4 separate regions of the Homo sapiens genome follow, and all the other regions are linked to region 2. Evidence: chromatin contacts called from ENCODE Hi-C data. All regions are on one chromosome and are shown on one strand. The core of a region is the stretch at or near the end of the contact, and the rest is flanking DNA. Distances in the headings are between cores, read along the strand shown. Region 1 holds the start of PARD6B (par-6 family cell polarity regulator beta). Region 2 holds the start of RBM38 (RNA binding motif protein 38). Region 3 overlaps NFATC2 (nuclear factor of activated T cells 2). Region 4 holds the start of PTPN1 (protein tyrosine phosphatase non-receptor type 1).

The links. Hi-C counts contacts between places; a loop is a spot of excess contacts on that map. Pooled maps may share reads with other maps.
Region 1: a loop to region 2 is called in a pooled map, with 8 times the contacts of the local background. The contact joins the promoter of PARD6B here to the promoter of RBM38 in region 2. A Hi-C loop is called at or near these places in 6 of 50 pooled maps.
Region 3: a pooled map shows a loop between it and region 2 (10-fold over the local background). The contact joins the enhancer-like site here to the promoter of RBM38 in region 2. A Hi-C loop is called at or near these places in 2 of 37 single-sample maps with no recorded cell type and 6 of 50 pooled maps.
Region 4: a pooled map shows a loop between it and region 2 (13-fold over the local background). The contact joins the promoter of PTPN1 here to the promoter of RBM38 in region 2. A Hi-C loop is called at or near these places in 2 of 37 single-sample maps with no recorded cell type and 7 of 50 pooled maps.

Annotation. Positions count from the first base shown.
Region 1 is chr20:50,729,172-50,733,065 of GRCh38, reverse strand. It overlaps PARD6B (par-6 family cell polarity regulator beta), which reads right to left and starts at 1,486. Exons shown (of 3, transcript NM_032521.3): 1 at 1,214-1,486. The coding sequence starts at 1,279. RefSeq lists silencers at 1,044-1,833, 1,934-2,143 and enhancers at 2,334-2,383, 3,336-3,894.
Region 2 is chr20:57,389,330-57,393,373 of GRCh38, reverse strand. It overlaps RBM38 (RNA binding motif protein 38), which reads right to left and starts at 1,978. Exons shown (of 4, transcript NM_017495.6): 1 at 1,556-1,978; 2 at 597-720; 3 at 41-95. The coding sequence starts at 1,792. RBM38-AS1 (RBM38 antisense RNA 1) reads left to right here and starts at 318. Exons shown (of 2, transcript NR_149006.1): 1 at 318-1,095. RefSeq lists enhancers at 316-505, 1,260-1,759, 1,760-2,261 and silencers at 1,356-1,545, 1,896-2,295, 3,906-4,044.
Region 3 is chr20:51,399,274-51,403,183 of GRCh38, reverse strand. The region is part of intron 9 of NFATC2 (nuclear factor of activated T cells 2); the gene reads left to right. Among named protein-coding and RNA genes, the nearest start is that of MIR3194, 52 kb to the left of the region's middle. RefSeq lists an enhancer at 2,269-2,738. Within about 2 kb of position 2,648, at least 8 of the 41 ENCODE cell types and tissues checked have a DNase peak (open chromatin) inside an H3K27ac peak, as active enhancers do.
Region 4 is chr20:50,507,914-50,511,995 of GRCh38, reverse strand. PTPN1 (protein tyrosine phosphatase non-receptor type 1) reads right to left here and starts at 1,613. Exons shown (of 10, transcript NM_002827.4): 1 at 1,406-1,613. The coding sequence starts at 1,468. RefSeq lists enhancers at 1,540-1,639, 1,852-2,439 and a silencer at 1,750-1,979.

The DNA of each region.
Region 1 (3,894 bases), core at 237-2,736, 6.7 Mb after region 2:
TACAGAACTTTGCTTATCAACCCTAGACAATAAAACTATTCTACCTAGAGGCTCTAGGAAGCTTTCCTTACTCCACTGTACCTCACTCAAATCACTCCTTGATTTTACATACTCCTTAGTAGTCTTACCATCTATGATGCTCCATTACTTTTTTTTTTTGAAATTGATATACTTTCAATTTTCTCCTTTTCTGTGTTTTGGCCTTCTCAATTCTATTTTAAATGTTCTCAGGGCCCAGCCAGTGTCCTGTTTTGTATTCTGCAATGTCTAGAAGTTATTAAAAAGGCATGAAGGCTTTGCAAAAAAACAGCTTGAGGAAGTCATAACCTTTCTAAGCCTCAGTCTTCTCAGAGAATTGGGCTAGATTATCTAAGCTCCTTTTAACTCTTCAACTCAAGAAACGCTTGCTGAAAGTGTTCCCTTGGCTGCCGATCACCTTCAAATTCCAGCTCAAAACCCCCTTTGGAAGGCATTCCCTAACTAATCCCTCCCTACAGACTACCCTGCTCACTGAGCCTTGAGATTTAGAAATTCAGTGAATACCGAAGTAATTATCAGCAGATTGGCATACCGTTGGTCAAGGGGAAAAGCACTTGATGTGAGTAGGTAGCAGGATGGAATGAAAAGAGCATCTAGAGTCAAACTGTAAAGTGCTACTCCAACGTAAGGTGATAGTACTAATTTTACAGATTAAATGCATACCAAAGTTAGTGCTAGAAAGAGCGCCAGCAGGAAGCAAAGCGAACTTTTAAAGGGCTGTTTAGTTCACTGGGCTCTCTCCTTCGCCACTCGATGCGCCCCTTAACCACAGAAAGTGGGAACAACGGGGTGGTCCAGGGCCCTTTACTCACAGCCCAGCAGGCAGGATTCTCCTACACCTTTTGAGCAGCCTCGCATTTCACTCAGTGTGCGCCATCCTTGGATATACCTTGGCCCCTACTCCCGTCCGTGAACACGGGAATGAGATTTACGGAATGAGATTAAATGCTGGACTAGGTCTTCTTCCTGCCCGGGCCAGGGGCGGACACTAGCGCCCCCTGACCCCCGCCACCCCCTCCTCGGCAAGTTTATTACCCACAGTCTCCCGACCGCACCGTCCAGACCCCGGGGCAGCTCAGCCCGTCGCCTCCCCCGGCGCTCCGAGCCTGGCCCGGCCTCTCCCAGGCCCCGGCCCCCCAGGCCCGCCGCTCCGCCCAGCCCGGGCCCCGCGCACCTTGCTCTTCACCTCCATAGTGCCCAGGCAGCCGCTGCCCGCCCCGTGCCGGTGGCTGCGGTTCATGCTGAACGCCGAGCCCCGCGACGGCCTCCTCCGGCCGGGCGGCCCCTCAGGAGCGCGGGGAGCGAGTGCGCGACTGGGGATCTCGGAAAGCGGTTGCGGCCCGGGCGCCTCCTCACAGGCACCTGCAGAGGGGGCGGCCGCAGCTCCGGCGTCCGCGCTGAGCTCCACTCCACCAGCTGCTCACACGGCGGGACCGAGGGTCGGACTGGTGGCGCGGCAGGCGGGGAAGCAGCTCCCTCCCTCCGGGCCCCGGCGGCGACGGCGACAGCGCTGGAGGAGAGGAGGGGGCGGAGCGGAGGCCACAAGCGCCGCAACCTCTCCCTCTGCCGCCTCCCCCGCGAGCCCGCGCGCGCGCACCCGAGCGGACCACAGCCGCGGCGCGTGCGCGCGCTCACCTGCAGCCCCCGAAGATGCCGCAATCCCTCGCGTTCCGCCCACACCCAATAGAAAGCGCGCACCTGCGCCCGCGGCGCCAACCAATCGATACACGCCTCGCGCGGTGCGTGGGCGGGCTGCCTCCTCAAAACCCCGCCTACCACCGCACGATTGGTCCTGCGCTACGAGGGAGGGGCGGGATCACCTGAAGCCATGGCCCTCCGCCCCGCTTCAGGCCGGAGAGCCAGAAGGCGCATGCGCGGGTGCTGGAGTTTCCGCCCCGGGAAGGCACGCGGGGAGGCCGGCCGGAAGCGCGAGCGCACCTGAAGAAGGGCTCGGCTGGGTGGGCCTTTTGCGCACGCGCGAGCGCGCGCCTGGTTGCCCGGCTCCGCCGGGGCTCGCGCCGCTTAGCGCGCGCCAGTCACACGCACGGTCCAGGGGATTGGATGCGCCGCCCGTCCGGTTGCCGAGGCGCTGCGGGGCTATTCGGTTCCAGCCGGGCCCCCTTCCCGCTTCCACTTTGGGATGCTGCAGCCCCCAACGACGCCCCTCCACCGCCCCTTATCGTTGCTTAGGCGTCCCGCTGCAACTCTTGGTTGCAAAATTCAAGTTTTCCCGCCTCTGCAGCGGTTGCTGGGGGAGAAGCTTAGGGCTCTCTTGGCTTCATTTTGTCCGAAGAGACTCTGCACGCCTTAAGTCCGTCAGGTCGAGAGGGAAGGAAAGTGGGCTGAGGCGCGGGAAGGCTCCTTGCAGGCCCAGCCTCCCTGAGGATTTCTAGTCCAGTCTTTCAGGGCTTTTTTTTTTTTTCTTTAAAAGTCTTCCTTTTCCCTCCTCCCGCCATTCCTTGGCCATTCGCTGTTTCTACAAATGACAGCCTCTAGGTTGTGTTCGTTTCCCGGAGTGACCAAGCTGTGTCCCAGAGCAACAAAACGCTGAATCCTCCTCTCTGAACGTCCCAGAGCCCGGCCTCTCTTCACACAGACCCTGTGGGTCATGGGGAGGAGAGGAGAAGACTGAAGCTTTTGGCTGGAGGAGATTCCCAGGTCCCAAGGTCTCCCTGTGGGACCCGGGAATCCAAGAGCTGTTGAAACCTGCAAGCCAGGAAGGGGGCAGGGGAATGGAGGTGGAGGGGAAGGTCCAACCTGAGATTTGGCAAGAAGAGTGGTTAGGGTACCTTCCTCCCCTCATCTCCCTGCCCACCTCGGAGGCCTCCTAACACTTGTACCCCTGTTGCCCAGCACTTGTTACAAGTTACAGGTTTCCCATTTTTGTGTGCATCTGAGTTTTGTGAGTAATCTGCCACCAGCCTAGAATGAAAGCTCCCGAAGGCGCAGGGACGGCTTGTGCTTTGCTGGCATTGAGTGGCACAGAACCCGACTCCCAGCGGGTACTCAGATGGGTCTTTGCTGGGTGCTGCCACTGAGGGTGTCCCTTCTGCAGGCTCTTTGCCCCACTTGGGTTCAAAGGCGAGAAGCTCATTTTTTTCCCTCTGGAGGATTCAGGTAACCAGACGTTTTGTGGGAGGATTTAAGGTTTTTCTGGCCACCTGTGGCAGCACAGGTGGAAAGGACACCAATCCAAGCTGTATAATAAATAAGCAAGCTGCCTCCACCCCCTGTTTGAAAGCACATAGGAGGTGACTCAAGTTCAGCCGGAAATAAAGTGCATGTCAGGGCCTGTAACTCCCCTGTTTGGACTAGCACAGCAGTTCCCAACCTTTTTGTTTTCAAGACCCCTTTACACTATTAAAAATCATGGAGGACCCCAAAGTACTTTGTTTATGTGTAATGTCTTTCAATATTTATCTTAGAATTAAAACGGATGTGTCCAAAACATGGGAGTACACAAGCATGCATTCCAACAGTCATCAGAGTGATGATGTCATCACATGTCTTGTCCCTTCTGGAAAACTCCATTGTATACTCGTGAGACAATGGGAATGATGAGAACAAATGACATCTTAGTTTTGTGAAAGCAGTTTTGGCCTTGCAGAGACCCCCGTAAAGGGGTCTCAGGGACTCCCAGAGACCACACTCTGATCATGGCTGGACTAGATACCATGTCACCACCTTTAGAGAGCTCCGTTCTTAGGTCTCCTCCTCCTCTCCCTGATTGGCAAGGCCACACCCTGGGAGCAGCACCCCAGCTCTGTGTGAGTGAGTGTTGGGTGGTTGAGTTTTACTCCTGTTATCGGTACTGATTTATCAGGAAGTTCGTGGGTGCCAGTGCACCTGCGTGGG
Region 2 (4,044 bases), core at 729-3,228:
TCCACGGACTACCCACCCCAAGCCAGCCATGTCCACTCACCCGTAAGTCCGCTGGATCAAGGTGGGGTGCAGCTGCTGCACCCCAATGGCAAAGCCTAAAACGAGAGAACAATCAGGGACTTGGCCTTGCTGCACGAGCCACGTCTCAAGGGCTGCACACAGGGTGGCAGAATCCCACAAGCCACACACCTCTAGTCAAAAGGGATCATCCGCTTCCTCTCCCCTCCCAGGCCTCCCCCTTGTGAACCCCAAGGCACACCGCTGAAGTGTGGCAGTGAGTGACGCAGGTGTCAGCAGCCACTGGTGTCGGCACTCCCAACCTCCAGGCCCCATGGCCACTTCCTCCCTCCTGCGAGGACAGCTGGCAACTGGGGTGCAGTACCCTCCCTGCCCCCCGCCCCCTTCTTTGGGCCACACGCTGTGAGAAGGGGTCTAGATCCTCGAGGGGGGGATGGCTGCCCTGTGCCGGCTCTGCAGGCACATGATAGCCGACTGCCACTGCTGGGGCGAGGAGGGGGGGCCTCTTTCCACCCGACAGATACCGACACCCAATATAGAAACCGAGAAGAGCCAGGCAGGAAAACACAAGCTCTCACCCGTCTGGAGGCTCCGCGGCTTGGCGCCCAGATATGCCAGGTTCACGTTGGCCTTGCGGCCGTCGATGATGGGGTTCGGGTCTTTGCAAGCCCTCTCAGCTGCCGCCCGGTCGGCCATGGTCACCTGGTGGAGCAGAGACACATCAGGGGCTGCCGTGGGGGGAACCAGGGGCGAAAGGGGCAGACGGCTCCGCCCTGGCACCGGATGCTGCCACCCCTCTCTTCCCTTCCTCTGAGGGTGCCTGTGACCCAGGGTCCTTGAGCCAAAGCTCCTCTGAACCCTACCTGGGGCTCTCCCACAAAGATGCCTCCTGGATTCCAGCTCCTCCCGTCAAAGTTCAAGGCCTGGGAAATGTGGCCTTCAAGGACAAAAATAATCCCCTGCGGGGATAGGGCAAAAATGAACCCCGAAGGGAGCTTGGGGGGCCGCCTGGACTTGCCCACCAGTGAGGGCCGAGACTTTCCTCTGAGAAGGAGTTTGCGACGCTATGCTTGGAAGGTAAGCAGGAAAGTGTCTTCAAGACGTTTTTACTTAAGCTGATGTTTATTTGGGGCGGCTGAGAGGGCTGTTAAAAATATGGGGGAGGCCGAAGAGCTCCTAACACCCCGGGGTGGAGCCATTGCTCCTCACCCCCCGCTGCTCCAGGAAATCCCGAGTGCCCTCTGGCTCCAAAACCTCCCCACCAACTTAGGAGTCCTAATTGAACACAGCGGCTCTTCCTTTTAAACCGGGGGTGGGGGTGGGGGTGGGGGTGGGGGTGGGGGCCGGGGCCTGGGGTGGTGGGGGCGGGACCGGCAGGAGCGCGCCCGGGAGAGGCGGCAGGTGCGGGCGCCGGCTGGAGGCGCCTGGGGCGGGGGCGGCAGCGGGCCGTCTGGGCGTGTGCCCCGGAGTGGACTCGGCGCCCGGGCCGCGATAAGGTGTGCGGCGGGGTGCGGGCCCGGGCGCGGGGGCCACTTACGAAGCCGTAGCCGCGGGACTTGCCCGTCTGGCGGTCGGTGATGACCACGGCCTCCTCGATGTCGCCGAAGCCCTCGAAGTACTTCCTGAGCGAGGCGTCGGTAGTGTGGTACGGCAGGCCGCCCACGAAGATCTTGGTGAACGTGGTGTCCTTCTGCGAGCCGTGCATGGCGCCGGGGGCGGCCAGGGGCCGCGGGAAGCCCGCGCTCGGGGCGCACGGCGCGGGCTGCAGCAGCATGGGGGGCGCCCCGCCGCCTACGGACCCGGGCCGCGCGGGGCTGCGCTCATGGGGGGCGGCGGGGAGCGCGCGGGGCAGCGAGGGGCGCCCGTCCAGCCGCCAGGCCCGACCACTCCGGCGCCCGTCCCGCCGTGCGCGCCGACGTGCGCCGCGCTGCGCTCCCGACCGGCGCTGCGGGGACTCTGCGCCCCGGCACCGCCCCCGGGCTTTGTAGCCTGCCGCCCCCGCCAGCTCAGCCCCGCCCCCAGCCGGCCCCGCCCCGCCCCGGGCGCGCGGGGACCGCCGGGAAGCGTAGTTCTAACCCCGCCCAGCCGCACCCGGGCGCGCGGCGATTGGGGGGAGGGGGGAGGGGAGCGCACGCGGGCTGAGGGCGGATCCGGGCCTGGGGGCGCTGGGCGCGCCTTTCTCTCCTGGCTGCCCCCGCGGGCCCGGCCGGTTGCAGGCACTAAGCACAACCCTGAACTAGGGAGGCCAGGCCCCTTCCCTCGTGGAGCGCACCGTCTGGTGAATTAAACGTAAAAAACGTAAAAAAACGTAAACGGTTTTTAGCATCTTGTTAATTGAGTCGGTATTTAACCCAGGGCGACTTAGGGAAGAGCCACGTGCCATATTAAAAAAGGGAAATGATTTCTGTTTTATATGTAAGATTAGTTCATCCGACCGATATTTACTCTGGGCGCGAGGCTGCAGCGGAGCACAGATCATATTCCCTGGCCCCACGGAGCGTCCAGGACTGAGAATTCGGCTAGTAAACATACAGCATACGACCCCGGAGGGAGCTACACCACGGTGCCGCGATAGAAGCGGGTCCCGGGCGGTCTCAGAGGCCCCGCGGGAGATGAGGTGGGCAGAGGAAGCAGGTGTGGGCTCTTTCCAGCTCCACCCCGTTCTGGGCTGGTGTCAGGGACCCTTGGGGCGAGTAAGAGCAGACCCGGGTCCCTCATCCGGCCCCCAGCCATAGAAAGGCGGCGCATAGTGGGGCTCTGTGAGCTTCACACCAGGCAGGGCCAGCCACAGAATTTTCGGGGCCCAGTGCAAAATGCAAACGCGGGGCCCCTTATTCAAAAGCTAGGAATTTCAAGTTGGCAGCGGTTGAGCATGAAACTCAGCCCCGGGCTTTCCTGAGCGAAGGGAAGGGCCGTGTGACTGCACAGACCCCGGGATCCCGGACCTGCGGGTCACACCCTCCACCTCTGAAGCCGGGACTAGGGGCCTCAAGCCCGCCTCATCTCCAGCCCCCGCGGTTGGGACCTATGCAGCTGGGAAACAGCAGCTCTAATTGGGGTCACTCCCGGCCCCAGCCCTGCGGCCTCCTCTCAGCACAGGGCGACGCAGGTGGGGTCTGTGGGGACTGGGAGTGGCACTCCGTGGGCTGTGGGGGACCGCAAGGCCGGCGAGGAGTTCCCCTCGTTTCCTCCAGCACCGAGGAGTTCTCCGCGTTTCCTCCAGCCCTCTGCCCTGGCTGCCGGCGGGGAGGAGTCTGCCCGCCCCCTCCCCCACTCCACGGCCCACGCTCCACGCGGCAGCCTTGACCTCTGACCTCTCCCTCCCCCAGCTCCCGCTCTAGCCCTCTGCACAGTGGGGATGGGACCCCCGAGTCTTCCGGAAGCCTGGGCGTCCTTTCCTCCCTTCCCCCTTCGTTCCTCGTTCCTGGCGCTCCTGCCCCCGCTTGCGGCCCCCGTTGCCCTTCATCCCGCGTGGTTTCCTCTCCTTCCTTCGCGGAGTTTCCCACCTCCCCGGCCCTGTGTGTTCGCCTGCCTGGAGCCCCTCCCCTGCTATTTGGGCGCTGCGAGAACAGGGACCTGGGATGTTTTGCCCAAGCTGGAGGGCCTGGCAAGGAGAGGGCTCTGGGATATGTTTGTTGAGTGTATCCACGATGGAACAAGGTGGGGTGGGGGAAAGCTCTGGCCCAGCCGGAGGCCCTTCGAAGCGACTTTGAAAACTTTCATTTAAGTGTGACCTTCACTTGCCCCCTAGAGGCCGGGGGAGGCGGCCACTGCGCGGCCGCGTGCTTTTGCGCCAGCTGGATCCCTTCACCAGGCCTCGGTTTCCCCTTCAGTTTTTCCAAGGCTGTCCCCAGCCGTCGCGTTGCCTGGGCAGGCTGGAGCCGCGTCGGTGGCGTGGCCACGGGCTTCAGCCCGGAGGCGCCCGGGCTCCCGGCCTACAAGTCCCAGCGCCGCCCGGGCCCGCCTCGCCCGCGCCCCTCCCGGCACGACAGCCCCACAAAGGGGTGCGGCCGCTCGGCTGCTGCC
Region 3 (3,910 bases), core at 1,399-3,898, 6.0 Mb after region 2:
TGGGAAATCCAAGACTTAAAATACAAAAGATAGATCCAAAGGTTTGTGGAAGAAACTGTGACATGGCCAGGGATGCCTCTGCTTCCAGGACGTGCGCTTGAGTTGGGCTTCGGGAGAATGTGGATGTGTTGGGGGGAGGTGTGTCCCATGTTGGGCCTGTGCTGTGAGCTGGTCCTGGCATATGTGGGTAAACATAGAATGATCTGGAAGGTGAACTTATGGGAGGGCGAGATGGAGACTGGACTGGAAATTCAATAAATATCCAGTGAATTCTTTCTAAGAATCAGGGGCCATGTTGGTATTTGAAGAAATATCTTTATGAAGCCAGGCCAGGGGTTTTGCCCCTTCTCCCAGAAGAGGGGGAGGTTTTGCATGATTCTGTGACATGAGCAAAGCAAGTTAGGGTGGAAATCTTTCTTACTGCTCCCACCTGCTAATCCACCTGGGAGTGTCTGACCTGCTTACAATTCCATCTCTCTTGGATAAGCAAAGAGGCATATACTCAAATGTCTTAAAAGAAATGTTTGGTTAATTCCTCTAACCCCCAGAGGGGGTTTATGGTATATGTCTTCCCCAAAACTCAGGTATTTATTTTATTATCTCATTTGTGATCACAGGCTGATTTGTGGGTTTGAATTACTGTTTGTTTCCTATGTCTCAATTCAATATAGTAACAAGTGCTTTTCTTTTGCCTTTTTTTTTTTCCAAAGGCAGCAAGTTATTTTGCAGGGCTTGTGCTGTTGGCTGATGTTTCTTAGCAGAGGGTTGGGGCCGAGGTGGTGATGAACTGGCTGAAGGACAAGGAAGTAAACTGTGGTTTGTTTAGAATGCTTTCCTGCCTGTGGTTGCTACTTTAGAAGCCGTGTGGTTGCTTGATAGGAGAGGTGCAGCTTAGTTGCATGTAATCAGAAGAAATTCTGCTGAATTGGAGAATAGAAATGGGCAGTTCAGGTCTGAGTTTACACAGTTGGTTAGTCCTTCCTTGTCGGGCAGCTTAGTTGAGAAAGTCACCAATTGTTTCTCCGTAGATTGTAAGTTGATGTGCAATCATTGCAAAAAAGCAGACAATGGAGATGATGGTAGCATATTCTACACTGGCTAGGAGGGGACATCTGACTTGCATTGTAGAAACACAAAACTGGACGTCCCTTAGACCAGTGCCTGATTCCCATTGGTTCCACCACGGAGATGCACGCAGGGTTTCCCTTAAATTCCATCCCATTCAAACGTGCATGCCTGTGAGCTCAGAAGTCTGGGAAGCTAGTTGTATATTTGTCAAGGAGACAGATTCTTGGGTCTGTACTTTTGTCTGTAATGGCTATTTGTTGACACCTTGTGTTTTTATGAAAATTATCACCATTGATTAAGCTCATCAGTGAACCACTTCTAATTTACATCTTAAATTATCACCTAGTCCATAGGATCAGTGGGATGACTCACCAGTTTATGCCTGGGGTAAAAATGCAAGGCCACTGTATAGGTCTTAGGCTGTAACCTTGTATTAGGTTGGCGCAAAAGTAATTGTGGTTTTTGAGGTACCCCTGTGTCTTTGGGAGGATTTGTAGATGACACTTAGGGACCATGTAGTAAGTCTAAATACTGCCTTTTCTCTTGACGTCCGCATCTCCATATTACTGACAACTGACCAGCACATTCACGTGGATCAATGGACTTACCTCCCATTTAAATATGTAGGGAAACAGAATGGTATCCTTGGTTATTGGAATGGCCTCTTTTAGACTGGTCTTTGTCTCTTTCTCTTCCATCTTCTTTAGGGGACCATATTGTGGGCTTAATAAACACATGCCAATGAGCCAGCTATAGCATCTCATTTATTTTTATTTTTTTGAGACAGTCTTGCTCTGTTGCCTAGGTTGGGGTACAGTGGCACCATCTCAGCTCACTGCAACCTCCGCCTCCCAGGTAGCTGAGGTTACAGGCACCTGCCGTCACACCCAGCTAATTTTTGTATTTTTAGTAGAGACGGGGTTTCACCATATTGGCCGGGCTGGTCTTAAACTCCTGACCTCAAGTGATCCACCCACTTCGGCCTCCCAACGTTCTGGGATTACAGGCATGAGCCACTGTGCCTGGCCTATAGCATCTCATTTAATCCTCAGTGACTTTGCCAAGGAAGTGTTCTCATCCCCATCTCGTGGCTGGGGAGACTGAGGCAGAGGCACTGTTGAAGTGCTTATGTTCCAACAGCTTCTGATGTGAGTCTACATTTTAACAGAGGCCCCAGGGCAGCCAGAAGATCTTTCAAATTGGGGAAACCCTAGCCCAGGACTAGTACCCATAGAGCTGGGGCCACATCTGGTCTCTACCCAATGCTAGGAGGCTGTTCCTGGACAAGTCGCCCCATCTTTCTCTGCCTTACTAACTTGACCTGAGAAATGGAACTCTCACCACCACCCCCGGAGATGTCTGTGAGGATGAAGGAAGGCAGAGCGAGTAGCCACCTGCGGAGGAGGGTGTTTGGCGGTGGCCTGGTCCCGAGTTGATTTCGGGCCTCAGTTGAATGAAGACAGGCCCTGCCTCTGTCTTCCACAAAGAAGCTGACAAAGAGTGAAACTCTATGACTAAACAGGAAGCTGCACCTCCGAATGCTGCAGACGGAGCCATCATGTGATGCTTTCTATTTCTCTGAGAAGGTGACAGAACAGGGCTTGGTTTCTCGAGTCCCCTGAGATAGCGCCATTGTGCCCCCCCACCCCCCATATTAACACTGGGCACCATGTGGTTTGGTGTTTGAAGGTTTGGAGAGAGAACTCGTGTTCTGGGTGGATGGTCTGAAGAACCTGGTCCCTGGGGTTCCAACTAGATTCGAACGACTCCTCCAAGGGTGTGACTTCAGACCTGTGCCTGATGCCTGAGATCCACTGAAGTGCTCCTTAAATGAGTAGATATGGATAAAGTGACAACGTGTTGGTCATTACAGAACTTTAGAGCTGTCAGCTGAGCAAAACAGGGAGTGGCGTGCTCTAACATCAGTTCCAACAGGATCACCTTGCTGTAGGGCCGGGGTGGCAGTGGAGGTTGTTGGTTTCTGGCTACCTGGGGTAAATCCAGAAGCATGTATGGGTGGGTGGGATGTGGGCTGTGAACAAGGAGTCAGGGAACACACAGGTTGGCCTGAACAACTGGAAAGAGAGAATGTGTGTTTCCCATCATGGGAACAGGTGAGACACGGGGAGGAGGGGTGAGGATCCAGAGATTGGTTTTGGCCCTGTGAAGTTTGGGCAGGTAGATATTGCAATCTGAAATTCAGGAGTGATGGTCTGGGTTAAAAACATTAATGTGGCCATCGTCAGGATAGAGGTGGTATTTTAAGGCCCTGAGTGAATTATCCGACAGTACTGTCTGCTCTTGGACTTGGAAGAAGTCAGTTTCAAGTGGAGACTGGGCAGTTTAGTGTGGGAGCTGCCTTAGGGCCACATCCACCTGGAAATGTTTGCTTTGGGAGATGGCCTGAGATGCATGGTCAGAAAAGGAGGAGAGATGAAGTGCTTCTTTTGCCCCAGGGCAGCAGTAGCCAACCCCAACTAGCCAATTCCTGTTGGAGCCCAACATTGGGAAATCCAGGCCTCTAACTGCATAAGCGCTGAAAGGATCTCATTTATTGAGCATTCTGTCTCCCTTGAAGATGAGATTTCAGGGAGCTTATGCCTCTATTTGAAAAAGCATCCTAGTTTACTTGACATTTCTAATAACGCTGCATTATTCCCTGTAAGAAATTGGACTCAGAAAACATTTCTAAATCAGGCATTTGGAATGGACTTGGGTATTCCAATTCGGCCAAAGGGGATTGGGAAGACAGGTGTTTTGAAAGCCACAGGCATTGTACACATGTAGAGAGGAGTATTATTTACAATAGACTCCCCAGGTCTCATTCAAGTGCCTTCGTTGT
Region 4 (4,082 bases), core at 364-2,863, 6.9 Mb after region 2:
AAAATCAAGGCTGCCAAAAAAAAAGGCTTTTGTTAGTCAAGCATACCAAAGAACTGCTTAAACCTTTTTTCCTTTCTAAGCGGAGCTCAAAATAGATTTTAATACTACAGCTGATGGATCTCACAATTTGCCTTTTGAGCCTATAAGCTGAAAACAGAATCATCTGCTGTCTCCCTTTACACAAGTAACAAAATCTCTCTATTCTGTATATCGCTTATTTAAGATACTGTGCAAGTGTGGTTTTAGTTAATCTTAACAACCCCCGCAATGACATTTAATTGGGAGTATGTATCTTATTCAGCTGCTTGTGAAAGGAAGAGCTCTTTGTGTTTTTAACTACTTGTTTTATAGATATATGAGAAACCCTCCTTTCCTAACTTTTTAACACACAAGGAGATGACTCCTAAGACAAGGTCATCTCTGCCACGACCAAAGACTAAGCTGCTCATTGAGGAAAGATGCTATTTTAGAGAGGGTTAAAACGTTAACCTTCCTGAGTCCCTGCCTGAAAGAATAATATCATGGCCCCAATGGAGTGGGTACCGCAGGCCTCCTGGCTAGAAGGTTCTTTAGCCCCATATTCTCACGGCTTTCTGCTCCTCTTGGTTCAGCTCACAAAGCAAATGTCTCCTCCTTTGACAGGCCTTCCCTGATCCCCTTCTCTAAGACAGCCGGCCTTCTATGCAGTCACCCTGTACCCCGTTAGGAAGTCGTTCTCTTCACAGCACCTGTCACTATCTGAAATTATTTGCTTTTGTGTTTGATTGCCCTATTCGACTCTAGGCCCCACTAAGGCTAGGATCTTGCCTGTCCTGATTAGCAAACACCACCTCCAATGCCTAAGCGGTGCCTAGCACAGAATAAGCTTGCCAACTCCTATCCAATAAATGAATGAACAGAAAGGGGAAAGGGGACTGTCATCTCTGGGACTCGACGCACACTGAGACTAGGGGAAAGGAAATGTGAAGGAGGGACGGGGGGAGTAACCTTTTCCCCCAGGGAGACAAAGGAAGAGAGTCTGAGGTGGTCCACTCCAGAAAAGGAAATAGTGGGGGTGCTAAATCACCCCAGGGGACAAAGAGTGGACAGGCAGGGGGCGGGGTCGGGGTGCGAGGGATTCGCGTTGAGAGCACAGACCGGCGGTCCCCCGGCTTGAGAGATCACCCGAGCTGGAGAACAGAAGGGAGGTGGGGGATCGAAGGGGGCTCCGACGCTGCGGCGAGAAACACGCCCGCCCCGGGGACAAAGGGTGGGGGGACGCAGTGCGTCGCTGTCCCATCGAATCCTCAAGCAGTAGGAGCGAGGCAGAGGGCAAGACCCAGAGGGAGTCTGGGGCCTGGAGGTCTGAGGGGATGTTCAAGCGGCCTAAGCGAAGGGCCCGCCACGCTCCGGGGCGCTCCCGCACCTGGTAAATGGCCGCCCAGCTCCCGGACTTGTCGATCTGCTCGAACTCCTTTTCCATCTCCATGACGGGCCAGGGCGGCTGCTGCGCCTCCTTCTCGGCCCACTGCGCCGTCTGCCGCTCTAGGCCGCGTCGCGCTCTTAGCCCCGAGGCCCGCTGCAATCCCCGACCCCTGCAGCTACCGCCGCCCTAGCCGCTGCTGCTTCTTCATGTCAACCGGCAGCCGGAACTACGCATCACGCCTGCCAGGGGCTCCGCCCCTGAAGCAGAAGGACCAATCAGCGATCGAGAATTTCGACAAGCACTTCCGCGGGGAGGAGCCGGGGGCGGTGCTAGGGGAAGTGGCCCCAGCACCGCGAGATATCTAATAGCGCGCGTTCCCTCCTCCGCTTTGGGGCTCTGGGCTCGGGCGCGGCGCGCGCCTGTTGCCTAGGCGACCCCGGGAGCCCCGCCCACGGCGCGTGGGCTCTCCAGGCCCGGGAGGGCATTGAGTTCCAGCCCCGACCCGGCCCGTTGAGTCACAGAGTGAGTGGCCTTAAAGTAGTCATGCACCTCCTTTCCTGCAGGGCCTGGGCCCCAGCCTCAGTAATCCAAGCTGGAGTATGGGAGGAGGGCACCGTGCTCTATTTCCTGCCTCCCAGCTCTGGCCAGATGTCTGCCCTTTTTTCATGAAACTCAGGAGTATCATGTTTCACTACGCTGCTGGGGAAGCCCACTGCTCTCTAAGGGTAGTGTCCCTGTCTGAAACGCAGAATTTCCACTTGGGTGCTGCAGGAATGAATGGATGGGGATGGAATGATTTTCAGTGTTTCCCGAAGTATCAAGGAACTCCTGCTCAGACTGAACTAAGCAGAGCACAAATTCCATGGTGCATTATGTTAAATAAAAATCATAGGAGCCCAGGCGCGGTGGCTTACATCTGTAATCCCAGCACTTTGGGAGGCAGAGGCAGGCGGATGTCTTGAGGCCAGGAGTTCCAGACCAGCCTGGGTAACAGAATCAGACCTCGTCACTACTAAAAGTTAAAAAATTAGCCGGTGTGGTGGGGCCCAGCTGCTGGGGAGGCTGAGGCAGGAAGATCACCTGAGCCCAGGAGGTGGAAGCTGCAGTGAGCTGTTTTGGCGCCACTGCACTCCACCTTGGGTGGCAGAGAGAGACCCTGTCTTGAAAAAAAAGGGCTGGGTGTGGTGGCTCACACCTGTAATCCCAGCACTTTGGGAGACCGACGCAGGTGGATCACCTGAGGTCAAGAGTCCGAGACCAGCCTGACCAACATGGTGAAACTCGGTTTCTGCTAAAAAAAAAAAAAAAAAAAAAAATTAGCCGGGCGTGGTGGCGCATGCCTGTAATCCCAGCTACTTGGGAGGCTGAGGCAGGAGAATCGCTTGAACCCTGGAGGCAGAGGTTGCAGTGAGCCAAGATAGCTCCACTGCACTCCAGCCTGGGCAACAAGAGCGAAACAAACAAACAAAAAAAGTTCTGGCATTAGGGTCTCAACAGACTAGACTAAAAATCAAAATGGAGTCACTCATGCTAAAGTTCTACATCATCAGACTGATAACCTTTCACAAAATCAGAAGAGAGATACACACCCTGATTTCCCAAGCAGACCGTTTTAATCAACATAATGAAGTTCCCTTTGCTTTAATCCTTACAACAAAAAGTAACCTGAAGTAACCCGATGCGACCAATCAGTTATTTCTCTCTTGTTCTGTTTCCCTGTTCCTGCCTTACAAGGAAAGTAACTTTGAAATGACCAATCTGCTTTTTGTTCTTTGTTTCTGCTTTTTTCAGCCCTTTTCTGTCTATAAAACCAACCTCCTCTGCTCAGCTCATTGGGACACTTGTGCTATTTTGAGGAATGAAGTCTTGCCCGATTCTAGAATCATGAATGAAGCCAATTAAGATGTTTAAGTTTGTTGTAATTTTGTCTTTTGACATTTACGGTCACCTGGGAAGTGTGTTGAATAATGCAGGTTCCTGGACCCATCGCCAAATGATTCAGATATCTTTGGTCTAGGGATGAGACCCGGAATCTGCATTTTCACCAACAACTCCAGCTGATTCTCGTACCTATGATCCTTAAAGCACCCATGAGCAGGTTGGTCAGGTTGCCTTCCTGCAGGCTCCAGTTTAAACCATCCCCCTCTGGGCCTGGCATGTCATGTGGACGTTGTGAATTCCAGGAGGTTTGAAAACCTGGAAGAGAGAATTGTCTTCATTCCGTGTTGCCCAGAGACACTGCCTGGTATTATCAGCTGAACTCCAGCTCATTCCTTGAGTGCTTGTGGCAGGCACTATGCCTGGAATTCTAAGTACACATTCCCATTCAATCTCCACAACAACCCTTCAATACAGGTGCTATTATTCCCATTTTATAAACGAGAAAACTGACTGGCTGTGGTGGCTCACGCCTGTAATCCCACCACTTTGGGAGGCCGTGGTGGGTGCATCACTTGAGGTCAGGAATTCGAGACCAGCCTGACAAGCATGGTGAAACCTCAACTCTACTAAAAATACAAAAATTAGCAGGGTGTGGTGGTGCATGCCTGTAATCCCAGCTACTCGGCAGGCTGAGGCACAAGAATCACTTCAACCTGGGAGGCAGAGGCTGCAGTGAGCTGAGATTGCACCACTGCACTCCAGCCTGGGCAACAGAGCAAGATCCTGTCTCAAAAAA